Linked DNA regions of Homo sapiens: region 1 is linked to region 2. The links are chromatin contacts, found by Hi-C or POLR2A ChIA-PET in ENCODE. All regions are on one chromosome and are shown on one strand. The core of a region is the stretch at or near the end of the contact, and the rest is flanking DNA. Distances in the headings are between cores, read along the strand shown.

Region 1 (3,280 bases), core at 29-2,528, 79 kb after region 2:
TGAATAAATGCGGTTTCAAAGATAATTTCTTTTCAGTATTCAAAACACAATGCATAGTTGCAGATTTCCTAGAGTGAGCAATTATTGAGTCATTTGAAGATACATAAATCTAAAAATTCAGGTGGCAATGTCCTTATTCCTTTCAATTCACCCTTTTTAAAGCATCCTCAATAAAACTATATTCCCATAACTTTAAACAAGCAAGTCAAATAGAGGTAGTAGCAGAAGTGACAGAAGCAACTTAGATTTAGTGAAAGCTACAATATGCGAAGTATTCTTTAAAGAACTTTATGTGTATTAAATTATAACCTGTCAACCATATTTTAAAATTTGTTCATTTTACTGATATGGAAACAAGACAGGCAAGTTGCCTAAAGACACACAGCTAGTAAGTGGCAGCTGTCAATCCCAGGCCATCAGCCTCCATAACCTATGATCACATGACCTCTCACATAAGGGGAACACAAAACCCCCTTTTGCTTTCATTATGGGTTGAATTGTGTCTCCCCAAAAGATGTCACAGTCCTCACTTCCAGTACCTGTGAATGTGACCTTATTTGGAAACAGAGTTGTGGCAGATGTAATTAGTCAGGATGAAGTCATGAGGGTTGGCCCTAATCCAATATGACTGGTGCCACCTATATAAAGGAAAAATTCAGACACAGGCATGCACACAGGCAGAACCCCACTGAACATGAAAGCAGAGACGAGGTGATGCATCCTCAGGCCAAGGAGCATCAGAGACTGCCGGCAGGCCAGCAGAAGCCAGGACAGGGCTGGAACAGACTCCCTCACAGCCCTCAGAAGGAACCAGCCCTGCCCACACCTTGATACCTCCAGCTTCCAGCCTCCAGAACTGAAAAAAATTAATTTCTGTTGTTTAAGCCACCCAGCTGATGGTACTTTGTTACGGCAACTCCCGGAAACTAATATAAGCCCATCAAACTGCTAAAAGACATTAGCTAGAATCAGCAATGCCAATACATAATCCTGCAGAAGGCATGTGCATAACATAATAATTGCACCTTTGTTGGACTGAAGAGCTAAAGATACAGGACATTAATGCGGCTTCCAACTCACTGGCATGCCCCCAAGTCCTACTTCCTGGCCTTTCAGTAGCTATGTCTTAAAAAAAGAAAAAAGGAAACTAGAAACCCAAAAAACCAAGTGAAGACACATTTCCATGCTACCCGCCAGCTCCTCAGAATGAGCAATGCCACCACTCCCGTCCAGGAGCACACATGTTCCCACACTCACACATCAGCCACAAAGCAGACACTTCCCACTCTCTGCCCCGCAACCCACTGATGATATTCTCCACCCTCCCACAGACAGTGCATGAGTCACAGACAGCAGGTGGCAGCTGGGGACCACTGTCAATGCTTCCCAGTCCTTCTGTGGGCTGCAAGAGGGGGAGAGAGGTGGCCCCACAAATGGACACCAGAGCAAGAGTTTCGTAGAGGGAGGGGAGGAATCTTCAGACCCCAGGATATTAGCATCACCTCCTGGCTGTCACTCACAGCAAATTTCTGGTTGTCTTGATATCAAAAACCTGAAAGACACTGTAAAGGCATTTGGATGAGATTTTCCACCATCTGATGCAGTTGCTTCCGCTAGAGTTTAGGGTTTCGTCATCTGAGGTCTGCTGATCTAAATCTCTCTGCACGTGTGCCTGACACACCAGGGCTCTACACACAAACACACACACCCACACACGCACACACACTGGCTCTTGTCCCTGTAAGAACATAGCCTCCTGAAACAGCCCCAAAGCCTGGCAGTGAGCAATACACCCAGAGAGGTGCGGGGTGGGTCAGGTTTCTGACCCAACCCGAACTGAGTTTTGTGCTTGGGGTTAGCTCTTTTAGAAGTCCCTATCACTAAATCACCTTGGTAATTCCAGATGCCCATCAGGGATTTTGTTTCCTGAGAGTGAAGCCAACTCTGGACTCACAGAAACTGTGGGGAATGGTCCCCAGCCGGGTGGCTACCACGAATGGGAAAGCCACCTTGTCATTGGTTTGAATTGAATTATAAAAACACCTGGGATGCGAACACAGGTTATTCTAAAGAGAAAATCCTATGATATTCACCAAGGGTTGACAGTTTGACAGAGGGATGCCTAAAACTGCAGGCAAAGGAGTAAACATTAAGCCAAAACGGTAGCCCACCAGACGCCCTGCTACTGCCTGTCAGCAGCACCCCACATGGGCCAACTTTCTGTGTGAAACAAGGAAGCCCATTCAGAAGAGAAATAAATGTTTCAGCCAAATTAAGCACAGACACCCACACAAAGAGCTCTATTAGATCATGACAGGCACAGAAGGTCACCTTGCCCCATGACTTGCCTGCACTTAGGCACTGGAACACCCACCTACTGGAACTCTGCTAACAGGGAGGGGGACTCATTACCCGGAGCATCCTCAACTCCCAGTCGGTCACAGTTTAACACTGGCCTCGTCAGCCCTCTTGGTACAGCATTGTCCAATAGACAGGATGGGAGTTTACTAGAGGCATACCTCTGTCTTGACTGCTGTTTATTCAGACAAGATTGCGGGGCATGATTTTGCTACAGCAGGCCTGACAGGCTGGGGGCTCTCTCCTCATTTGGCTAAGTTCCATCATCCCAAGAAGGACATGGGTCTCAGAGGTGGGTTTTAAAGTGCAACAGCCCTACCTTGAAGCAAGATCTCAGAGGGTTGAAGGGAAATGAGGCTTCTAAGAGACTCCTTTAGCTTTTTAAAGTTTTTATCTTTTATTTTTTGAGACAGGGTCTGGCTCTGTCACCCTCTCTCATGCCAGGCTGGAGTGCAATGGCATGATCTTGGCTTACTGCAGTGTCCACCTCCTGGGCTCAAGTGATCTTCCCATCTCAGCCTCCTGAGTAGCTGGGACTACAGGCATCCACCACCACGCCCGGCTGACTTTTGTATTTTTTGCAGAGACGGGGTTTTGCCATGTTGCCCAGGCTGGTCTCAAACTCCTGAGTTCAAGTGATCCACCCGCCTCGACTTCCCAAAGTGCTGGGATTACAGGTGTGAGCCACCACACTTGGCCTCCTTTAGCTTTTAAAAATTTCTCATGAATATTGTCATGACTACAGGTGCAAGCTTATTCCACTTTCTTTTGCCCATTAAATTCAGGTTAATTTTTGAACTACTCATCACGGTCACCTCTAATCCTTTCTAGACTAAAGCAAGAATCTAAATAAATATATAGACAGATTAGACTGCTCTCTTACTGCAGGTGATTAAACCTGAACAGATGATAGGTCCTGACA
Region 2 (3,385 bases), core at 553-3,052:
ACTCCATTTAGCCCAGCTCTTTTTCCCCTTTTATTTTTCTTCCTGCTAATCTCCTTCCTGCTCCCCCAACACACACACACACACACACACACACACACACTACGCTTTTTTTTTTTTTTTGAAGTTAGAAACTGCAAAAGAAGTGGAAGTATCATCAGGATTGACTTGTCTAAATCTCACTCTTCCCTCTGTCCCTTCCTCCATATACATTAAAAGAGGCCATTTGAAGAGACTAAATCCCCGATTTTCAATCCCCATGAAAGTTCTTAACATCAATACAACTTCCCAACTCAAAAGACTAGTCTGATCTGCTCATAGCACAAATGGTACAATTTCAAATAGCAACAACAGTCATTTATTGAGTGCTTACTTTGTGCCAGAGGAGGCACAATGTATTTTGCATGCATTTTCATGTTTTAGTCTACACAACCAGGTACTTGTCCTGTTCCCATCTTACAGATGTGGAAACTGAGCCTCTGAGGGGTAAGCAACTTGCCTCTGATTCCACAACTCGATAGTAGTAGAGTCAAATCTGGAATTTGAACCCAGATTGTCTGGCTACAAAGCCAGCCTAGTCTTTTTAAAAATATGTTTTTTTTTTGTGTGTGTGTGTGTGTGTGTGTGTGTGTGTGTTTGTTTTTTTTTTTTGAGACAGAGTCTCACTCTATCGCCTAGGCTGGAGTGCAGTGGTACAATCTCAACTCACTGCAACCTCCGCCTCCCAGGTTCAAGCCATTCTCCTGCTCAGTCTCCTTAGTAGCTGGGGTTACAGGCATGCACCTGTAATGCACCTGGCTCATTTTTGTAATTTTAGTAGAGACAGAGTTTCTCCATGTTGGCCAGGCTGGTCTTGAACTCCTGACCTCAAGTGATCTGCCTGTCTCAGCCTCCCAAAGTGCTGGGATTACAGGTGTGAACCACCACGCCCAGCCAAAAATAAGTTTTTTTAATTGACACGTAATAATTATACATATTGCTGGGGTATAGTGATGTTTCAATACATATAATGTATAGTGATCAGATCAAGGTAATTAGCATATTCATCATCTCAAATCTTTTTTTTTTTTTTTTTTTTTTTTGAGATCAAGTTTCACTCTTGTCTTTTGTTGCCCAGGCTGGAGTGCAACAGTGCAATCTCAGCTTACTGCAACCTCTGCCTCCCGGGCTCAAGCAATTCTCCTGTCTCAGCCTCCCAAGTAGCTGGGATTATAGGCATGTGCCACCAAGCCCAGCTAATTTTGTATTTTTTAGTAGAGACAGGATTTCTCCATGTTGGTCAAGCTGGTCTCAAACTCCCAACCTCAGGTGATCTGCCCACCTTGACCTCCCAAAGTGCTGGGATTACAGGCATGAACCACTGCACCCATGCCAAAGAAATCAAATCTTTATGATTTCTTTGTGTTGGGAACATTCAGTATTCTCCTTATAGCTATTTGAAAATATACAATAAATTGTTGCTAATTACAGTCACCCTACAGTGCTATAGAACGCTAGGACTTATTCCTCCCATCAAGTCGTACTTTGGGTCTGATCTGAACTTTTGCACCCTTGCTGCCTTCTGATCACCCTTCTCTTAAGGCTGGCTAGGTTATTCTTTGCACCCATGTCACCCAGAGATACACGCTCCTATTTTTACTGGCTACACTTGCCTGTGCACATATATGCAATGTCTGCAGCACACAGCACAAAAGGAGGGCTCTGAAGACAATCATGCGACTGACTGCAGTGAGCTTCAGAAACCAGGGCGGTGGGGATGGGAGGCCCGATGTTCTGCTGGGTGACATCTAAAGTCTCAGGGCAATTTGATTAAGTTTCCATCCTAATTTCACACCTGAAACGGAAATGGGTCAGAGTGACTCATATTCAGCTCCTGTGTTAAAGCTCCTGGGGCTATCAGTGGGCTTGGAAAGAGGGTTACAGCCAGTGAAAGGAAGTCAGGATGGCTGATGTTGATGGGACTTAGTGTTGAACTGAATTAATTGCTCAAGTGCTTTCTACATTCAACCCGCCCATAAGGCCAAGCCCCTATCCCACCAACCCCTTTGTGAACCGTCCCCCATGACTCAAGCCTGTTGCCTGGGCCCTCTTATTGCCCAGGAACCCCCATTAGCACGGGGATTTTCTCAGATTGCTTCGTGTGCATTTGGTCATCTAATGACGGAAACTATCACATGTGTAATGAGCATTTACTCCTGAAACACTTTCGAATTTCTGTTACCTTATTGGTAAATCCCATACATCTCCATCTCTACAGCTTATATTTGAGGCTACAGTTGAGAATGCAGATATGATATTGGGGAGTCACTAGCCAGCTCCTTCCAGCAGGGGCATTCCCCAGGAAAGAAAAGAAAAGCTTGCTACTTCCAGCCCAAGGGAGACTGAGGGTAGAGGTCTAGAAACAACAGGTAGGTATGTAGAACCAAGAGACCTTCCAAGCTAGTGGCCAGCTTCCCATGCAGGGAGGCCTGGGGCAGTCCTCCCCTTCATGTCAGTGGCACATACAGACCAGAGTCTAAGGAGGCAGGGAGGTGGGACGGGGGCAAGAGGTCCCATGGGAGAACAGAGGTTTGGAGTTGGATACAGTGGTGACAGTGGTCAGGGACTTGCGGACAGAGGAAAATGGCCAGGACTGTGAACTCCAGCAGTTGAGTCCTGCTATATTGGTCCAAAATAGCCAAATGACAACTACTGTACCTCGGTGGTCGCTATTCTAGAGAGTGGCCTAGAACAGCCATTCTTGAGCCTACACCACCACTCCACGCTTGGACAAGCCAGGATTCACAGTGCACCCCCTGGATCCAAGGGACAGAGCCAGAGTCTCATAAGCCACACTACCCCCATAGAAAGAGCCAATTTCTGGAGTGGAAGAGGAAAAAGCAGAATGCCAAACATTGGGTCACCAGAGTCATGTAAAAGAGGCTGAGATACAAGAAAACACAAATGATTGGGTTGGGTGAGATTGCTGGGTTGAACTACAATTCCATTTCCTACCCACCCACCTAAGAGGATGGAGGCCTAGAATGGCGGTCAGCCTGGCTGTTGAGAAATAAAGGAATCTATGCTTTCTCTTCCCAAGCATGGCGTGAAACCTCATCACACATCCAAAAGGCTGGGAACCTCCTATCATCTCCCAAAGCCCTCACTTAGTCCCCAACAAAACCTCAGAATCTCCTTGTTGATTGCAAGTCAATACTTCAAGAGAAACACTATCCTCACTGTGTGTACAGTGGGAAGGCAAGATACTTTAAACTAGGCAACATCTCAGAATAAATGTAGGAAATTCTCTATTCAAGGTGGGTTGTGCTTTAGTGAAGGGATCACAAGTGTATTTACCCAGCAGATATGTTTTTTTTTTTTTTTTAAAAGCCAATATATTTCACACAGT

What was found. Hi-C counts contacts between places; a loop is a spot of excess contacts on that map. ChIA-PET counts read pairs that join two places held with the same protein, here RNA polymerase II (POLR2A). Pooled maps may share reads with other maps.
Region 1: a pooled map shows a loop between it and region 2 (4-fold over the local background). The contact joins two enhancer-like sites. A Hi-C loop is called at or near these places in 1 of 168 maps with a recorded cell type or tissue (PC-3), 11 of 37 single-sample maps with no recorded cell type and 12 of 50 pooled maps. POLR2A ChIA-PET finds 5 or more read pairs at or near these places in 4 of 52 experiments (OCI-LY7, activated CD4-positive, alpha-beta T cell, activated T-cell and 1 more).

Annotation. Positions count from the first base shown.
Region 1 is chr6:13,453,418-13,456,697 of GRCh38, forward strand. All of the region lies in intron 1 of GFOD1 (Gfo/Idh/MocA-like oxidoreductase domain containing 1), which reads right to left. Among named protein-coding and RNA genes, the nearest start is that of GFOD1-AS1, 31 kb to the right of the region's middle. Within about 2 kb of position 1,279, at least 23 of the 41 ENCODE cell types and tissues checked have a DNase peak (open chromatin) inside an H3K27ac peak, as active enhancers do; they include OCI-LY7, where a contact is called at or near this core.
Region 2 is chr6:13,373,674-13,377,058 of GRCh38, forward strand. All of the region lies in intron 1 of GFOD1 (Gfo/Idh/MocA-like oxidoreductase domain containing 1), which reads right to left. Among named protein-coding and RNA genes, the nearest start is that of TBC1D7-LOC100130357, 47 kb to the left of the region's middle. Within about 2 kb of position 1,803, at least 4 of the 41 ENCODE cell types and tissues checked have a DNase peak (open chromatin) inside an H3K27ac peak, as active enhancers do; they include OCI-LY7, where a contact is called at or near this core.